2 separate regions of the Homo sapiens genome follow, and region 1 is linked to region 2. The links are chromatin contacts, found by Hi-C or POLR2A ChIA-PET in ENCODE. All regions are on one chromosome and are shown on one strand. Each heading gives the region's core, a stretch centred on a gene start or an enhancer-like site at or near the end of the contact. The rest is flanking DNA. Distances are from core to core; before and after follow the strand shown.

Region 1 (5,206 bases), core at 1,881-4,380, 50 kb before region 2:
ATGTCTTTTCAGATCTTTTGTCCATATTTTAACTGGGTTGTTTGTTTTGTTATTTTTGGGTGATAAGAGCTCTTTATATTATTTGGATACCAGTTATTTACCATATATATGATTTGAAAATATTTCCTCCCCATTTGTGGCTTGTTTCATTTTTATAATGGTGTCTTTAGAAGCACAAAAATTATAATTTTGATAAAGTCTGACTGTCAGTTTTTCCCTCCTTTGGATTATGATTTTGGTATCTTATTTAAGAATTATGCCTAATGCAAAATCATAAAGTTTTTCTCATTTTTTCTAGAAGTTTTATAGTTTTAGCTCTTATATTTTAGTCTATGATCTATTTTTGGTAATTTTTGTGTATGATGTGAGGTAAGTTTTTAAGTTCATTTTTTTGCCTGCATATATCTAATTGTTCCAGTACCATTGGACAGAGTACCCTTGAAAGACTGCCTTTTCCGGCCGGGCGTGGTGGCTCATGCCTGTAATCCCAGCACTTTGGGAGGCCGAGGTGGGTGGATCACGAGGTCAGGAGATCGAGACCATCACGACTAACATGGTGAAACCCCGTCTCTACTAAAAATACAAAAAAATTAGCCGGGCGGGGTGGCAGGCGCCTGTAGTCCCAGCTACTTGAGAGGCTGAAGCAGGAGAATGGCTTGAACCTGGGAGGCAGAGCTTGCAGTGAGCCGAGATCGCGCCACTGTACTCCAGCCTGGGCAACAGAGCGAGACTCCGTCTCTAAAAAAAAAAAAAAAAAAAAGATTGCCTTTTCCACATTTAATTGCACAGCACCCTTGTCAAAAATCAGTTGGTCATAAATGTAAGTCCAGAAGGACTCTTAATTCTGTTCCATTGGTTATTCTTATGCCAGTAACACACTGTCTGTCTTCATTACTTCATTACTGTAACCCTGTATTACATTTTGAAAGTGGGAAGTGTGAATCCTTCTATTTCGTCCGTTTCCGAGATTGTTTTGGCTATTTTAGATTCTTTGTATTTCCATATAAATTTTAGGATCAGCTTATCAGTTTCTGGGATTTTGCCTGGAATATATAGATCACTTTGAGAGTATTTTATCTTAATGATGAAATCTCAGTATGTATGAACATAGAATGTCTCCCCATTTATATAAGAGCTTTTTGAAGTTTTCTCAGCAATATATTGTAGTTTTCAGGGTACAAGTCTTATACTTCTTTTATTAAACTTAGTCTCAAATATTTTATTCTTTTGGATGCTTTCGTCAATGAAATTTTCTTAATTTCATTTTTGGATTGCTCATTGCTAGTATATAGAAGTACACTTGATTTTTGTATATTGATCTTACAACTTGCAATCTTGCTGAACTAGTTTTATTAGTTCTGGTAGTTTTTCTAATGAATTCTTTAGAATTTTCTAGGTACCGGATCCTGTCACCTGCAAATAAAGATAATTGTACTCCTTCCTTTCCAATCTGGACAGGATTGTTTCTTTCTTCCTGGTTGCACGACCTAGAACCTCCAGTGTAATGTTGAGTGGAAGTGGCCAGAAGAGACCCCCGTGCCTTCCTCCCGATCCCAGGGGAGGCATTCAGTCTTTCATCACTGAATGTTCTATTCCCTGTGGAATTTTCACAGCCACCCTTTGTTGAGTTGAGGATGTTCCTTTCTATTCCTAGTTTATTGAGAGTTTTTATCATTTAAAGAGTGTTGGATTTTGTCAAAAGCTTTTCTCAGTCTACTAAGATGATCATTTGGGTATTTCAGATCAAACAAATTTGGAGATTTAGGTATCTTTCTTTACTTTCCTAATAGTTACAAAATCATTAAATTTCAGAAATATCTAAGGAACCTTAAAATTCCTTAAGTGCTGTGTTTCCCAAACTTCCATCACTCCTGATTTCTACCAGTCACTTTTCACCTATACTGTTTACCTAGTAATTTTTTTTTTTTTTTTGACATGGAATTTCGCTCTTGTTGCCCAGGCTGGAGTAAAATGGTGCGATCTCAGCTCACCGTAACCTCCGCCTCCCAAGTTCAAGAAATTCTCCTGCCTCAGCCTCCCAAGTAGCTGGGATTACAGGCATGCACCACCACGCCCAGCTGATTTTGTATTTTTAGTAGAGATGGGGTTTCTCCATGTTGGTCAGGCTGGTCTTGAACTCCCGACCTCAGGTGATCTGCCAGCCTCGGCCTCCCAAAGTGTTGGGATTACAGGTGTGAGCCACTGCGCCTGCCCTACCTAGTAATATTTTTATAAATCAACTCACATTTTATGAATATGTACTTAAATATATGTATTTTAAAAGGAAACAATATTGCTATGTGAAAGGTGTCAATGAAAAGAGTCAAACTGTAAAATATTTGAAGAGATTATTCTGAGCCAAATATGGGTGACCAGTGGCCAAAGAGATCCTGAGAACATGTGCCCCAGGTGGTCAGGACACAGCCTGGTTTTATACATTTTAGAGAGACAGGAGACATCAATCGAAAACATGTAAGATATACAGAGTGGCTTCCAGGTTATAGGTAGATTTAAAATTTTTCTAATTAGTAGTTGTTTGAAAGAGTTAAGTTATTATCTAAAGACCTGGGATCAATAGAAAGGAGTATCTGGGTTACGATGATAAGGGGCTGTGAAGACCGAAATTTTAACATGCAGATGAAGCCTCCAGGTAGCAGGCTTCAGAGAGAATAGAATATAAATGTTTCTTATCACACTTAAGGTCTGTGTTGATGTTAATGCTGGTCAGCTTTTCCTGAAATCCAAAAAGGAGTGTTATAGTATAGGTAGCTAGTCAGACATGAGCATGGCAGGAAAGGGCCTCCCCACCGGGAATGTCAGGCCACCATCAGGTGATGGTCAGGCAGTTGTGAAACTGTCTCTCTAAAAATAATAATTGGTCGCAGCCAGCGCCAGGAAAAGGCAGTCTCCCAATAGATAGATACAATCTGAAGCTGGTGAGCAGCAGCTTCCCGATAAGGTCTCTGGAGTTGGGCGAGTGGGTTCAAGCATGTGCACTAAGAGGCAAAACGGTGGAGTTTAAAACACTTGACTGGGACGGAAGAACGCCTCAAGCGAGCATGCGCACGGTTTCAGTAAACACACCACACCCGTGGCCCCTCCCAAGTTCTGGCAGGCCACTGCTCATGCAGACAGCCCGTCCCAAGGGAAGAATCAGAGAAGGGATGCAACCCTCCGGGAGCCTGCCAACATGTAAGCCCCAAGTCAGTGGTCAAACCGTGCACTTGATCTCTCAAGACACCCACTTGTCCTCTTCCAAGTATACTTTACTTCCTGTCATTCCTGCTCTAAACCTTTATAAAAAGTATATAAACCTTTTAGTGAACTTTCACTCCTGCTCCAAACTGCCCTCTGTCTCTCCCTTTGCCTTATGCCCCTCGGCTGAATTCTTTCCTCTGAGGAGGCAAGAACTGAGGTTGCTGCAGACCTGTACTGATTCGCCACCGCTGCTAACAGGAAGATGGTATGATGAAGCATGTTCAACGCTCCCTTCCCATCATGTCCTAAAACAGTTTTTCTGGTTAACTTTGGAATGCCCTGGTGGAGAGGAGGGGTTTATTCAAATGGTTGGGGAGCCTTAGAATTTTATTTTTGGTTTACAAAGGAAAATAAAACTGGGACCCCAATTCACTCTGCCTAAAGGAAAAAATTAAGCTGAAAGCCGAGTCGTGCAAGAAGCAGCCTTTCCTTTTGTTCCTGAGCAGACAGTAACAGATAAAAGTTAAAGAGCTTCACTCCATGTTCACCTTATCTTATAGTGAGCACAGGATGAACACATAATTGACCATTCCCCTACCTGCTCCTTTTCTCTTGCAACATGTGGATTCAGTAATGAGACCATACCCTCCCTCTGTCCCCTCCAGCAGGCTTTTCCCCTTTAAATATTGAAGCTGTTAAAACCATCTTTGGAGAAAGGCACAGACCTGTCTCCCGGGATGTGTCCTTAACCTTGGCAAAAATTGATTGGGACCTGTCTGAGATACTTTTGGTTTACAACTACCGTAAAAGGAAACCAATCTTACTGCCTTAAACAGAAAGGAATTATAATAATAATGGCACAGAAGAAAAGATATATAAGATAAAGTGGACCTCTGGGTTAAGAGGGTGGATTGAAAACAAATGTAATAATACTGTCTACCGAAGGTCCTCTCAGATTGCAGCGGGATGTTTCATGAAAGCCTAGACCCGGAAGAATAGGAGGATAGGAGACTGCAGCAGCTGACCTCTGGAAGCCAGAGCTGGATGAGGGACCTGAGCGAGAGGAGACTTGGGCAGCCGGAGCTGAAAGCTGAGCAGCAGATGCCACTGGAGCCTGTGAGGGCACGATTGAGTGTGGGGCTGGCTTGCTGCTGCTCCCACACCACTGCAGAGGCGTCCTCTCTGGAACATGGAGACAAGGTTTTTGGACAGGGGTTTCCCAGTCCCCTGGAAGAGATTAAGAGACTACTGAAGATCTCCAGGGCACTGCAAGCCAGATCTGTACCCTCCACCCAGGAGAAGGCAAAATGTCTTTCTGGAGAGCCTGGGCAGCCAGAGGGGAAAGGTCAAGAAACCTATCCTGGCCCTGGGAAAGTGGAGGGTAAGGCAGAGCCAGCCATGAGAAAGGATGATGTTTGCCCAGGCATGAAATGTAAGTGATGAATGCTGATTTATCCAGAAGTTCTCCTGTAATTGCTTTAGGGGATGAGATAGGGCATGGAGGCCGGTTTTTAACAGCTGAGTCCTCATCTCCCACAACAGGTATCAGCGGATGATCTCTCACATGGAAGAAGCCAAAGCAGCTACACCCAATGGCTTAGCAATAAGAAACACCAAACCAGACAAACACCACTGCTGCTGGGAAAGGGACCTGGCAGAAGGAAAAGGCTGTTCAGAGAGCAGAGGTATTTCGTGTGAGCCTTTTAGGGCTTCTTGTCTCTTTAGACCACATGCACATATTACTTGTATAAAATAATGCACCAGATACAAACAATGAAATACAAGTGCTGAGTTCGATAGACTCATACATCCCTGTTTGAGAATAATGCTCCCCTGTGAAGGATGGGAATGTCACCATTGGCCAGCTAGCAGGGGATTGTTGGCAGGCATGGCCTGAGACAGTAGGCACAGAGGGTATGGCCTTTGGTTTTGGTGAGCAGCGGGGAGCACCTGCCGCAGTGCGTGGTGGGGCAGGGGACAGCATGCCACTCACTATGCTGAGCTTGAG
Region 2 (5,112 bases), core at 1,822-4,321:
CCTTGCCTGCCTAGGGGTGAGCAGGGGCTGGGATGGGATGCAGAGGCCCACCTGGCTCCAAGAGGAACACCTGTGACTCCAAACACTGGGACAGATGCTCAGCCCTGCAGCCGCGGGAGTGGAATAGGGGAAGGGGGCTGGTGCCAACACTGCTCCCGCCGGTGTCTCAGAGGCAGAAGACATAGAGCTGAGATCTTGGGTTTTCATATTAAAAATGTAAGCTCCTCGAGGCAGGGGTATTTCTAAGTTTTGTTCCCCACTGTCTCCCAGTACCTGCACGAGCAGACAACCAACAGGTCCGTGGTCCGTGGTGTGCCAGCCACGGGAAGCATGGTCACCATGCCCAGGCAAAAACACAGAGGGAGCCAAGGGGGCCGCAGGAGACCCAGGGGTCTGCCATTGGGAGCTGCCGCTGGGCACTGGGGATGAGGGTGGGGTGATGAGGGCAGCAGTGCTCTGGGCAGCTGCCCCACCTTCCTGGAATCTCCTCCTCCCTGGGACCCTAAGCAGTAGGCCAGTGCAGGTGGTGGAGCCCTGGGGCTGAGGCTGTGGCTGTGGAGGGGCTGCCGCAGACCTCCCCCTACTAGAATGTCTCTGAGCTCCCTGGGGTAGCAAGAGCCCCAGGCCTGAGCCAGTAGCCCTTCAGTGGCCCCTTGCCCAACTTACGGCAGCACCTCTGGCTCTGGAGAAGGAGGGGACAGTGCTGGGCCTCTTGCTCTGGAGAAGGAGGGGACAGTGCTGGGCCTGCCCTCCTGGGAGAAGGGGCTGAAATCCCTCCTGAGTTCTGGAGCCCTCATCCCCAGGCCAGAAGCCCTCACAGGGCACAGACCACATCCCTTCCAACTCAGGCATGGCTGCAGAGACACTGCAGGCCCTCGTGAGGCCATTTCCAGAGGCCAAGGGCAGGGGATGCCCCTCCAGCAGGACTAGCCTGGCAGGAAAAGGCCTTTCCCAGCTGAGTGCCCTCCCTGTGTGCCACCTGCAGGCCCACAAGCATAGTCTCAGCCAAAGCTTCAGCTCAGGGCTTGGGAGAGAGAAAAGCCAGTGTGAGAGGCTGGATAGGTTGGTCTGATTAACTCTTGCTCGCCCAAGGTCACTCACAAAGCTGTGATGGCTGGAGACAGGCCATGGGAGAGGTACAAGAGCGCTTGACAGAAACAGAGAGAGATGCTGAGATGCTGGGTGAGGTCATGGCCAAGAGCAGGACAGGCCAGGTGGAGAGCCCAGCCTGCGCAGAGGCTGGGAAGGGAGGTTCGGAGCCGTCCTCCTAACACCTGCTGTCTCTTCCCAGGCTCTGCAGGAGAGGGAGGGAGGTCAGAAGGAACAAAGCCCAGAAGGTGACTAGTACCTTGGTTTGTTTCTCATCCCTCAAACCTGGGTAGAGTAGGTGACAGGAGAGAGGTGTCCCACGGAGACATGGGGACGCAGACACTCCATGCAGTCACTCAAAGATGTATGCTCCTTTGCAGACACTCCCCGGGACCCAGGCACTCAGGTGTCCTCTAACATCCCACGCTGAGCCCTGAGGGGCCAGTAGCCACCAAGTTCTGCCCTGTCTTAGTACTGGGTAAACATCTGTCTACTGAATGACTCGGTGGACAGAGGCTGTGGCAGCCACAGACACTGAGTCCACACCCCAGACTGCCAGGAGATTGTCTGCTCAACACCACCAGACAGCTCACAGAAGGGGTTGTGGGGGTGCTGGAAAGAGACACCCCAGCCCTATCCCATGGGCTTGGGGAGGCATCCAGGTCTGACCTGCTGTGTCTGGACACACAAGGGGCAAGGGGCAGTGTGAGGGTCAGGGGGAGTGGGCAGAGGCCTCCCCAGGCCCTGATATCCTCAAGTCTTGGGCCACTCCCACCCCCACTGCCCAACATCCCCGCCCACCCTGGACCTAGTTACTTACTCCCTGGGACTGTGTCTGCCAGGTTCCAAGGGTGGGGCCCAGGATTCTCAGAGCCCACACTGGGGGTGGGGAGGCGGACTGAGTCGTCCCACCCAGCACGCATACCACATACAAGGAAAGGCAAACAGCCCTGAGGTCAGGAGACCCGGGCGCTGGCTGGGCCCCTCCAGTCCCAAGTAGATTGTATAGCCAGCACGTTGCCACCACACCTGTCTCCCCACTCTCTGGCCCGCTTCAGATTGTGTGAAATGGGTTGATGGGAGGCTTCACATGAGCTGAGGAGAGACTCAGAGCAAAGACTCAGCACCGGTGGAGCCCAGGGCACTCAGCTCTGCGGAGTCATGACTAACTGCCTCAGTTTCCCCAGCCAGACCACGAGTGGGTGCACAGGAGTCCCAAGCCCTACCCAGTGTGGATTTCAGGGTGGAGCAGGGAGTGGCACCCACTGCACAGTAGGACAACCAAGGGACCGGACCGAGTGGCCCAAGCTTCCCCTCCTATGCGCATGCGCCCAGCAGCGCTCATGTCCAGGGGCCGTGGGGTGCGCAGGGGAAGGGGGTGAAGGTAAGGGAGATGGCCTTCCCGGATTGGCCAATTGTCCTCTACCCCCCACAACTGACCCCGGTCTCCAGGCACCGGCTGTGGGACTCAAAACAGTCACCGCTCTGGGAGTGGGGAGGTAACTCCGGAGGAGGAGCAAGAGCCTTTGCTCGCGGGGGCGTCTAGAGCCTTTCTGTGCCTCACCAGCGCCCCTGCCCGCCACCCCTAGCCCCAGCCAGGAAGGAGACAACAGGTGTCCCCCGCGCTGTCGAGGGGTCAGGCCGCGGTGGAAAGCGCGAGGAGCCAGGTTTGGTTGGGGGTGCGCGGCTCGGCCGGCGGGCACTCACCCGGGCGCAGGGAGCGGGGCGCGGCGCATAGGAGCAGGAGCGCGGCGCCCAGACAGGCGGCCGCCAGCACGCGCCGCCGGCAGCAGCGCCTCCCCATGCTGTGCCGGGCGCGCGGCGGAGGACAGTCCGCTGGATACGGCTGGGGGCGGAGTTGCACTGGCCCAGGACCCGGCCCCGGCAGCGCAGCGCCTACCAAGACGCGCGGCGCGGCGCAGGGCAGGGGAGCACGGCAGCTGGACCCCAGCCCCACCAGCCCCTGCGAGTCGCTGGGGACTGAGGAGGCGGGACACGGTGGGGCCGCAAGCCCGCTCCTCTTTTCGTGCCCCCACCCTCACCCAATGGAATGGGGCCGAAGTCCAGGGCGCTAGGGCGGAGACTGATTGGGGAAGCCCCTCGCCTCTGGGCCCCGCCCCTAGGGTTTGCCCAGGGGTGCCATTATCCACCCAAGGCCAAGAGGCATTGTCGCGGTGGCGTGCCCCACCCCGGGCGGTGTCCCCTTGCCTTTTTGCTGCCTTAGATGCCAGGGGCCCAAGGGCTGATCTGGGATGAACCAAGGAGCCTAGTAGAGCGTTGCCCTGTCCATGGCTCTCCGGGACCCCCGCCCTCAGTAAGAGGCCTAAGAGTGTCCCTCCCTCCCCGACCCAAGGCTACCCTGCAGCCTTGCTTTCCTCCAGGGTCTCCAGGTCCTGCCTGAATCTAGCTCATGCAGGTGGCACTAGCCTTTGCACAGAGAGGTAGGGTCTCAGCTTACATCCCCCGGGGAATGGAGCTTGTGCCTCATCGTGTCACCCACAACTTCTCTGGGCACCACGTGAGCTCTGAGGACTTGCCAGGGACTGTGTGTGTGTGTGTGTGTGTGTGTGTGTGTGTGTGTGTTGGGGGGTGGAGGGGGCGAGGTGAGAGTAAAGTCCAGCCTTTGAAAGACACACACATCCAGCTAGCCCTGTGGGCAGGAGCCCACGTCTAACCGCAGGGTCTTGCTGCCCAGAAGTCAGGCTAGCAGGGAACGGGAGGGTGCAGCTGGCACTGGGTGCGCGGATGAGTGCGTTGGAAACAACATTTAGCAGTGTGAGTGCATGGGATAGGGTACTACATTACACTGTAGGTTTTTTTTGGAGTTTTTTGTATAAATGTAAGGGACACAAGTGCAGGTTTGTTACATGGAGATATGCAGTGGTGAGGTCTGGGCTTTCCGTGTAACCATCACCTAAATAATGTCCATTGTACCCATTAAGTAATTCCTCATCCCTCCCACCTCGCTCACTCTCCTACCCTTCCAAGTCTCCAGTGTCTATTATTCCACACTCGAAGCTCCAGTTGTTAAACTGTTCTTGAAAAATGTGGTGACTCCAAACCCACCTGGTGCCGCTTACTGCTGTGGGAGATTAGGAAATTAACTGCACCTCTCTGTTTCCCATTTTCCTGTACGGGGGGATAATCCTAAACCTCAGTGCTGTGAAGATTAAATGAGATACAGGAAATGTTTGCAACAGTGTCTGGCACTCAGTGAGTGCCAGGTAAGTATTTGATATTAGTAATTAATTTGTTTATGGTTACTGCCTGTTTCTGGCAAGTGGCTGGTTTCTGTTAAAGTGGTGAAATAAAAATTTCTCCCTACTATATTTATTTAAGTTGTGGAAGATCTATTTAAGGAAGAATATTAAGCAAATAATAGTTCTGCTGGTTTTGAGATACAGCTTTAAATGGTGATGATGTTCTCAAAGGACAGGGGTGGGAGTCCAGACTCACAGTAAGCTAGAAGCTTCTTATCATGACTTTTCTGGCCTTGGGGAACCTCTAGCCCACCCCCAGACTGGCCCAGGACCCAGGGATTCCAGGTCATCTGCATTCCCTGCCGGACCTAACTCGCATCCAAAGGTGCCTTCCAAATTTCCCCAGACCGGCATTCCCTGGCCTCACTGCCAGCCTGGAATCCTCAGCGCGCTTTGCCCTTATATGCTGCCACCTGGTGGCCAAAGTTGGGAATAACATCTCAGCCCTTCATCCGGAGATGTCCCTGGAAATGGGGTCCCTGGAGAAAGGAAGAGATGGTCTTGGGTCTTGGGGTGGGAGGGTGCAGATGCCTGGCTAGACGCCCGGGGCCTAGGGAGCTTCCCTGCGAAGACGCCCTCTCCCAGGGACTCGCATTCATTCATTCATTCGACAGATACAGAACACCCACTCCGTGCTGAGGCCTGGGTGGAGAGGGTGAGACCCATGCAGTGTCTGCCCTCACAGCATTTCCATTACAGATTGGAAGCACGGAAAATCAGGATAGAGAGATAGAGCGGTGAATGCTGCTGTGAAGAAAACACA

Evidence for each region. Hi-C counts contacts between places; a loop is a spot of excess contacts on that map. ChIA-PET counts read pairs that join two places held with the same protein, here RNA polymerase II (POLR2A). Pooled maps may share reads with other maps.
Region 1: a loop to region 2 is called in a map of Right ventricle myocardium inferior, with 2.6 times the contacts of the local background. The contact joins the enhancer-like site here to the promoter of CHST13 in region 2. A Hi-C loop is called at or near these places in 14 of 168 maps with a recorded cell type or tissue (Right ventricle myocardium inferior, cardiac septum, heart left ventricle and 2 more) and 10 of 50 pooled maps. POLR2A ChIA-PET finds 5 or more read pairs at or near these places in 1 of 52 experiments (activated naive CD4-positive, alpha-beta T cell).

Annotation. Positions count from the first base shown.
Region 1 is chr3:126,571,580-126,576,785 of GRCh38, reverse strand. All of the region lies in intron 1 of LOC105374090 (a long non-coding RNA gene), which reads right to left. Among named protein-coding and RNA genes, the nearest start is that of C3orf22, 15 kb to the right of the region's middle. Within about 2 kb of position 3,130, at least 3 of the 41 ENCODE cell types and tissues checked have a DNase peak (open chromatin) inside an H3K27ac peak, as active enhancers do.
Region 2 is chr3:126,522,114-126,527,225 of GRCh38, reverse strand. CHST13 (carbohydrate sulfotransferase 13) reads right to left here and starts at 3,071. Exons shown (of 3, transcript NM_152889.3): 1 at 2,797-3,071. The coding sequence starts at 2,893. It also overlaps a transcript of C3orf22 not described here. RefSeq lists enhancers at 1,684-2,184, 2,185-2,685, 2,746-3,246, 3,247-3,747.